Linked DNA regions of Homo sapiens: region 2 is linked to region 1. A link is an interaction called in ENCODE POLR2A ChIA-PET data of the cell type or tissue named here. Cell type or tissue: MCF 10A. All regions are shown on one strand.

Region 1 (4,000 bases):
TAGAGACCAGGGATGCTGATAAACACCCCTTCAATGCTCAGAACAGGGTCCTCCAACAAAGAATGATCCAACCTAGAATGTCACCAGTGCTGAGGTTGATACACCCTGTCCTGAATTGTAAGTTCTGTCTCTTTCCATCACTGATTTTATTCCCAGTTCCAACAGAGTGCATGGCCCAAAGGAGGCGCTGAATAAATTTATTTTTTTAATGACTAGGTGACATCTCTCTTCCTGGGAGGAAGCATAAGAAAAACTAATCAAGATTACCTGCAGATTTATACTTTTCTGTTTAGGAAATACCTTGTCTGGGGGCTGATATGACGAGGGACCTGTGGAAACAGTTTTTACTGAACTGATAAGCTAGCTTTATAATTAGCATACTCATTGCCAGTTAATACATGTGCTTCTAAAGCACTGGCCACTAAAACATTTTTGCATCTCTAAGTCGCTGAGTGGGGCTCACCTTTTGCTATCTTATCTTCCTACTTATTTGCTGCGTTAATTTTTTTCTTTTTTTGAGACTGAGTCTTGTTCTGTCACCCAGGCTGGAGTTCAGTGGCGTGACCTTGGTGCACCGCAACCTCCACCTCCCAGGTTCAAGCGATTCTCCTGTCTCAGCCTCCCGAGTAGCTAGGATTACAAGCACCTGCCACTGCACCCGGTTAATTTTTGTATTTTTAGCAGAGACAGGGTTTCACCATGTTAGCCAGGCTGGTGTTGAATTCCGGACCTCAAGTGATCCGCCTGCCTCAGGCTCCCAAAGTGCTGGGATAACAGACGTGATAACGGTGCCAGTCATTAATATGATTTTTATTAGTTATGTGAACTTGAACCACTTGAGTTCTCCAGGTTCAGATTCCTCAAAGTGGCTTAAAGATTCCTGCACTTTCTGGAGACCTGTGACGGAGATGATGAGGATGGAGTCAGATAATATTTGTAAGTTACTGAGAGCATTGCTTCGGCCTGTCTCTGTAGTCATCATTTTCTTATTTACTCTTTACAACCATCCTGTGAGGTCAGTAGCAAGTATAATCTTAATATAATAGACTATGAGTTTGAAGCTGTTAGGATAACTAGTTGGATTTGTATCCAGTTTTTCATTGATGAGTTACGTTAACCTGTGTCAATAACTGATTTTTACTGCTCTGAAGAAAAATTTCTCTTGTGGATAAAGCTTTTCTGGAAGCTTCTAAAATATTGCAAAGGCTGTTTTGCACCCAACATTAGTTTCTACATTTTTGCATTCTAATTTGGCCATGACTCAAGATTTCCAGATGGGCAGGGTTATGGAGGGGAATCACATTCACTTTTAAACTGATCATGTTTGAACCCTTGAAGAAAGTCATCACGCATGGACACAGGAATCCTGCATGAGGGGTGAGGCTGGAAGACTCGCACTTGGACCCTTCTCCATGTTGAGTTTTTAAGCTCACTGTGTAGCACCCACATCGGCCTGGAGCCAGATGGAGGCTGCCCTGCTGCTCTTTGGGGAGAAGGGCCTGGCTCAGTGTCTCCCAGAGTGAGGCAAGGCCTGGGAGCCAATGAGTCATTCTCTCTTGGCACGGACTCTCCAGGCTCTTGGGGGAAACAAACAGACTTTGTTGAGAAGGAGCTCTCCTGCCTATGAATGGCCGCTAGTCAACTCTTCAGAGGAGCCCTGTAACCTGTGCCTGCCCGGTCTTCACCCCTCTTGGCCTGGAGAAACCACAATTACTCGGGGGCGGGGGTGGATTTTGGAGCTCAGACCTTTGTTGTCAACATGGAACAAAGATGTCAGACCCTGGCTGGAGAGAAATTTCTTGGGGGCCCATCTGGGGTGTGAGCTTCTGACTCTTGCTTCATCTGTCTCACCAATGCTTGGGCAAAAAAGAGTCCGTCTTGACACCCAATTCCTGAGTTCTCTCTTCATTTAATTCTGCATTTAGCAGCCAGCTATCTCAGGTATCTTGGTCTTTTTTTTTTTTTTTTTTTTTTTTTTGAGATAGAGTCTTACTCTGTTGCTCAGGCTGGAGTGCAATGGCACAATCTCGGCTCACTGCAACCTCTGCCTCCCAGGTTCAAGTGATTCTCCTGCCTCAGCCTCCTAAGTAGCTAGAATTACGGGCGCCAACCACCATGTCCAGCTTATTTTTGTATTTTTAGTAGGGACTGAGTTTCACCATGTTGGCCAAGCTGGTCTCGAACTCCTGACCTCAAGTGATCCTCCTGCCTCAGCCTCCCAAAGTGCTGGGATTACACATGTGAGCCACCGTGCCCGGCTAGGCATCTTCTTAATATTGAAAGTACTCTCATTTCCAGAGTTCCCTTTTCTATGTTTATTCATCTTTGTCTGAGGAACTTCTCTGGTGAACACGCAGTTTTATAATGTGATGTTTTAGAGAATATTTTATTTTCTTGGCAGCTGTTATGAGAATTTCTTAAGGGCAGACACCCACTTTTGGGAGAGGAGAATATTTAAAAACGTCTCTTTGGGAATGGGTGATGGGAGCCAATCTTCCTGGACCTGAATGTGAGAAAGTCCATGGAGAGGGGGACAGAACTAGGAGTTACTCTAGAGAGGGAAGGAAGAAGAAGATGGGAGGTGAGTGCAGGACTGAAGCTGGTGGGACACAGGAAGACCAGCCCCAGGCCCCTGTGATGTACCCCTTCCTGTGATCACAAACCTTTCAGTAAAGTCACTGAACTCAAAGTGTTTCAGACAAGTCGGTTTATTTTTGAAATTCTTTTAAGTAATGGGTTTTTGTTCAGCTTGATGGGGGTGGAATTTGAAGCCACATGCAGGTGCATTCAGAGCTCCAAAGCTAAGAGACATGTGAGGAATAGATGGAGGAATTCACAGCAATTCTGGGGACAGCTCGGGATTCTTGCAAGTCTGTGGAATTAGGTTTTGGACTAATTTTAACCAAATCTCCCAGGAGTGGGGGCCATGGAGAACATCTGAGTTACTTTATTAACATCCCTCTGACAGCTCGCTGCACTGACGTTGCCATTTTTCTCCTTCTCTAGCAAGGAGTAGGGGCTTGGTCTGCATCTGTTGAGGCTTGCTCTGACTGAGGGTATGAAATGGTCTCCAAGGAGGAGACTGTGCAACCAATATGAGGCGTAACCTTGTTTATTAGCGCCTTGGAGCAGGACAATGAACTGGGACAACATGGTAGGCGCATGGTGAGTCTTCCACTCATTAACCCAGATGGAGGTCACAGCTCCATCTTGGCTGCTGCCAGGAAACAATAACTTGTCAAAACTTCAGGTGATATAATAAAAAAAAAAAAAGGAAGAAAAAAAAAAAAACTTCAGGTGAAAGCACCAGGTTCTGGCTCATTGGAACCCAATTCCTAGATAAGCACAGGCAGAAGAGGAAGCTGTGCTTGAATAGCCCCAGATAGGCCAAGCAGATGTTGCAGGGGACTCCTTCCTGCAGAGCTGCAGAGCTGGCTGGGCTCAGCACCCAAACAGGGCCCCTGGGAGAGTGGCTGATGAGGGCCTCACAGTGCTAGGAGCTGCCAAGTGCTTAGCTCTGCCCCCCTACCCCAGAGATGGCTTGGCCTCCCGCCAGCTGAGTTTGGAAGGGAGGGATAAGGATAGGCAGTGAGTCTCACATGGGGAACTCTTGCAAAAGACGCAGCAATGGTTTTGGATAACATCCCATTGTCACAGGCTGCAAAGACTCCAGTGGGGCTGGGTTGTAGGGAGAGATAGAAGCCGGGTGCAAGGAGCGGCTAAGGCACTCCTTTTCTGCACCACCCTTACTCACGGGGAGGGACGTAGATATGAACTGTGTAATCCAGAACAGGTCTCTGAGCTGCCCTGCCTGCTGTGGCTGGGAGAATAATCACAGCCTCCCTCAGGCCAAACAAGGGCCTGCCTGGAACCCAGACACATTCCAGAAAGAAATGAGGAGTCTGTGTGTGCATGGTCAAGATGTGTGTGTGTGTGCTTGTGCACGTGCATTTTGGTATGGTCCACTGTGTGTGCCCTCTGCATGTGTGTGTGTGTTTGT
Region 2 (4,000 bases), 500 kb after region 1:
CTCCATGTGGCGGATGCATAGGTTCCTGGGAAAGCAAGGTGACTCTTTGAGGTAATTGATGGTCTTCAGAGATAATGCTGGGTGTAGAAGTTGTCTGCACAGATGGCCACCAACCATCCCTGCCATCTCTGTGAGGGCACGGCACAGTTTGCATAGAGTTGGAGTACGTTTCCCCATCTCTGAAATCTAGGTGGGCCTGTGCTTGCTGTGAGCAGTGCGATGTGGCAGAGTGATGTGTGAATTCTGAAATATAGTTCTTTAGAGTCCTGGAAGGTTCCACAGTCATTCTCTGGGGATCTAGCTGTCATGTAAAGAAGCTCAGACTAGACACCTGAGTGGGAGACCATGTGGAGAGAGAGAGAAAACCAGCCATCCCCAGACATTCCCCGCAGCAGAGCACTCAGACAAATGAGTCACATCACAGCAACATCACCTGGAATAGAGACAACCCGCCTCCACCCAACCTTGCTGAAATTGCAGAACTGCAGGCCAATGCATGGGTGTTGTCTTAAGTCACTAAATTCTAGGGTGGTTTATTGCACAGAAATATAATAGATAAAACTTTGAGAGAGTTTCTACCTCAACCAAATTCTATTAAACAGAGGCCCCGAGCTTTGGATGAAGTGTTGGTGATCTGAGTATGGGACCCAAAATTTGCTTCCAGAGAAATATAATGCACATTAGGGTTTTCAACTGGAAGTAGAGCCCCTTGTGCTTAGAAGGCTCTAAAAAGCAGGCTTAACAGCTGCCTCACCTAGTCTCTCCATAAAAACCAAATGGCTCAGAAATTACTGTAAATTATCCAAATTGATTAAACTAATTCAGATTCATAAACCAGGACTTGGATATCTTCAGTGGGTGCATCTGTCCATTTCCCATCAAGTTCAGTGAGATTTCTATTATGTATAAAGTACCAATTTGGCAAATTCACACTTACATTTAATTCATGCATAATATTCGTTTCTGAACTTCTTTGCTTTAACAAAGATATAACTGATAGGTATAATTTTGAGCCAAAAGAAAGAAATGTTGATATAACAATGCAGATAGCTAGGCATAATGAAAAGAACACCAGCTTTGAAAGCTAAGTCTACAAGTCCCTGTTCTTCTTTTAAAAGATACAAACTTGTGCAAGTATTTAAAGATTTCTGAGTGTGTTAGGTGCTATAGGTTGGCTGACCTGACCCCTTCCTAAGTCCCTTCTCTGTGGCCACTCCTCAGTTACAGTTGGCCAAGCAGCAACCTCTGATCAATGAAACGAATGTGGAAAAGTCTGCAGGATGGGCTTCTGGGGAGGCTTTGGTTTTGGTGACATAAAGGGACGATCTCTGCAGTGTGGCTATTCGTCCTCTTGTCCTTCATCCTTTTTCGTCCTGAAAAGTCTACAGGGTGGTGGTGCGGAAAGAGAAAAAGGGTGTAGTTATTTATTGGCATCGTGTATTCAGAAAGTTCTGGAAGGCTTACCACTAGACTTCCTTGTTATATAGGACAAGTAAACCCCCATGTGCTTTATCACTTTAAGTTCAGGTGTCTGTTTCTTGCAGCTGAAGGCGTTTTGGTTTTTGCTGTTTCTTTGTTTCCCTCTTAATGATACATGAGTTTCCTCTATGCCCTAATATGTAAAGTGGCTACAGTGATTCCTGCTCTGCAGAAATATTCATAAGAAGTAAATGAGATGATAGCAAGGAAGAAATAAACAGCCATATAAAGGCAGGCAGTTGGTGCTATGCTCCCAGACAGGATATTGAGGGACACTTTTGTCTTTGTTTTATTTCAGCACTCTGTTACTATGATTACCTTTCCAAATACTTGGCAATTTTTGCATCTTAACTAGGAAAAAGAGTATGGAGAATGAGTTTCATTGAGGAGAGGGAAGTAGAGATTTTTTTGCTGTTAATGTTATAGAATCTTGAGCTGGATGCTGTGGCAAGAGCTATTTGGGACGCTGAGGTGGGAGGATCACTTGAGGAGCAGAGTTTGAGGCTGTAGTACGCATCGATCATGCCTGTGAATAGTCACTGCACCCCAGCCTGGGCAACATAGTGAGATCTCATCTCTAAAACATATAAACATGTAGAATCTTATGTATTTCTATTTTCCAATCTTTTGTTAATGCCTAGTTTTTCTAGTGGATTCTTACATATGCATATGCATGTACACATGTGTGGGTATGTATACACACACACCATCTATGAATACAGTGAAGATGACACAGCTGAATTTGCCAGTAACAACTCCATGTGTTGGAGCTTTTTGCCAATTTAAATTCTCTGGTTACTTCACTGCAGGTCAGTAATAATCTGTATCTCTAAAATGTCATAATTGACCCATTAAGTCATACAATTTTGCTATTTCCAAAGCATAGTTTTACAGTATATGGACTGAGTGGCAAGTTGACCAAAGAGGACATTTGTTATTCTTATTTTTAACCACAAATGGGAAATCAGCTTATTCCATAAACCTGGCTTTAGGGAGATTATTTCATTAGATTGCAGGGTAATGTTATTAGCAGGCAGAAAATTCCTTTTGGCTTCCGAACACTCTTAATCCAACTCTGGGACTATAATACATTCCTAAGGTATTTTTCATTGTTCTCAATACACTAAAAACATTGACTTCAACTTGTAAAGCCATAAAATATTTGCAGTTCTTTTCAAGTAACAATACCAGAAAGCCTACATCATGCTGGGTTAATTCTTGTTTTGTTTTATTTGGTTCCATTTTATTTTTCCCAGAAAGTGGAGTCTGAGATAAACTCAAGCTCCCAGCTTTAGAAGATAATACACAAAGTACCCTTCTATTCATTTAGCAGTGTGTGCGGAAGATTCAAGGAGGTCTTCTGAGAAAATAAGTCGCACATCCTTCTGGGACCCAGTCATATATCTCACAGTGCATTCTGAGACCCAGTTGCCTCACTGGGAATCAACAACCTCAACCATTTCCAAGGGAAACCAAGAGCCCAGTGTCACTTGGACAAGTTCCCTGTCCTTGAATTACTTCCCTATCTAACCAGGAAGCCAATTATTGGTCAAATTTTGTATTTCCAGAGCTCAAGAGTTTTTGGTAATTCTCCAAGGAAAAATCAAAACAAAACTTTTTCAAAATTATAAATGTCCTCTGTGGAATTTCTTGCAAGCAAGGGTATTTAGGGTCACAATGTCAAAATGCCCTTAGGACCCAGTGTTATCGTTTTCTTTTGGTTTCCTGTTCCTGGAAAACTGCTCTCTAGATTGTTTTGATTAAGCCCAGTTTGAGAAGCCAGATTCTTAGCACATTCTCCACCATATTTTATGATAAATCTCATTCAGTTTCCCGTGTAGGGTGGCAAGCTTTATTGCTTAACAAACATTGCATCTACCCTGCCATAATTTATATCTGAATGGGTTTATTATAGGCGTTGTGTTTCATTCATTGTGCAGCTAATTCCATAACATGCTTCCTGCTTTCTGTGTGGCTGTTTGGCCATTATCAGCTTCCAAGACAATTGAATCTTTCCCTTGCAGTTTCACAAAATGGTTTATGAATATGTAATACAAACTGTGTTAACAAGGCAAATATACTTCATTTCTTTTATGGCTATTTCCAGGCTGTGACTGGGAAGAAGAGGCATAACAGTGTGTCTCACTTAGGGTATGTTGTGCCCTTAATATAGTAATGCGCTCCCCTTAGCAGGTCTCTTTGAAGGCCTGCATTGTCTTGGAATGAGCCATGCACTTTTGTGCGGCTCCCTGTGAAATGAGCCCCAGTCGGCCTCCCATGGATTCAATTATCTTCTCTACACGGATGGCACGTTCTCCTCCTTGCCTCCCCCAAGCTCGCTCTCCTAGTGTGGTCCTACGTGGCAGTCTGACTACAAAATAACTCCATTTGGGCGCCCTGCTGTCATGTTGGGAAGAGAATTGCTTATTTTCTGCATATGGCTCCTTCCCTCTGCACTTTTCCCCAGGACCTTCACACCAAAGTCAAGGGCTTGTCCAGCTGAGTGAGAGACATTCTGATC

The links. ChIA-PET counts read pairs that join two places held together with the same protein. Peaks named below come from ENCODE experiments on the same cell type or tissue, not always from the same donor. Only the 100,000 strongest peaks of a DNase experiment are listed, where the experiment ranks them.
Region 2: POLR2A ChIA-PET joins it to region 1 with 5 read pairs; 2 of 35 experiments call an interaction of 5 or more read pairs at or near these places.

Annotation. Positions count from the first base shown.
Region 1 is chr16:79,650,006-79,654,005 of GRCh38, forward strand. No RefSeq gene overlaps it. Among named protein-coding and RNA genes, the nearest start is that of MAF, 51 kb to the left of the region's middle. In MCF 10A, no CTCF peak of the experiment used is centred here; DNase peaks (open chromatin) are centred at 1,556 and 3,616.
Region 2 is chr16:80,148,601-80,152,600 of GRCh38, forward strand. The region is part of intron 2 of LOC105371357 (a long non-coding RNA gene); the gene reads left to right. Among named protein-coding and RNA genes, the nearest start is that of LINC01228, 320 kb to the left of the region's middle. In MCF 10A, no CTCF peak of the experiment used is centred here; no DNase peak of the experiment used is centred here.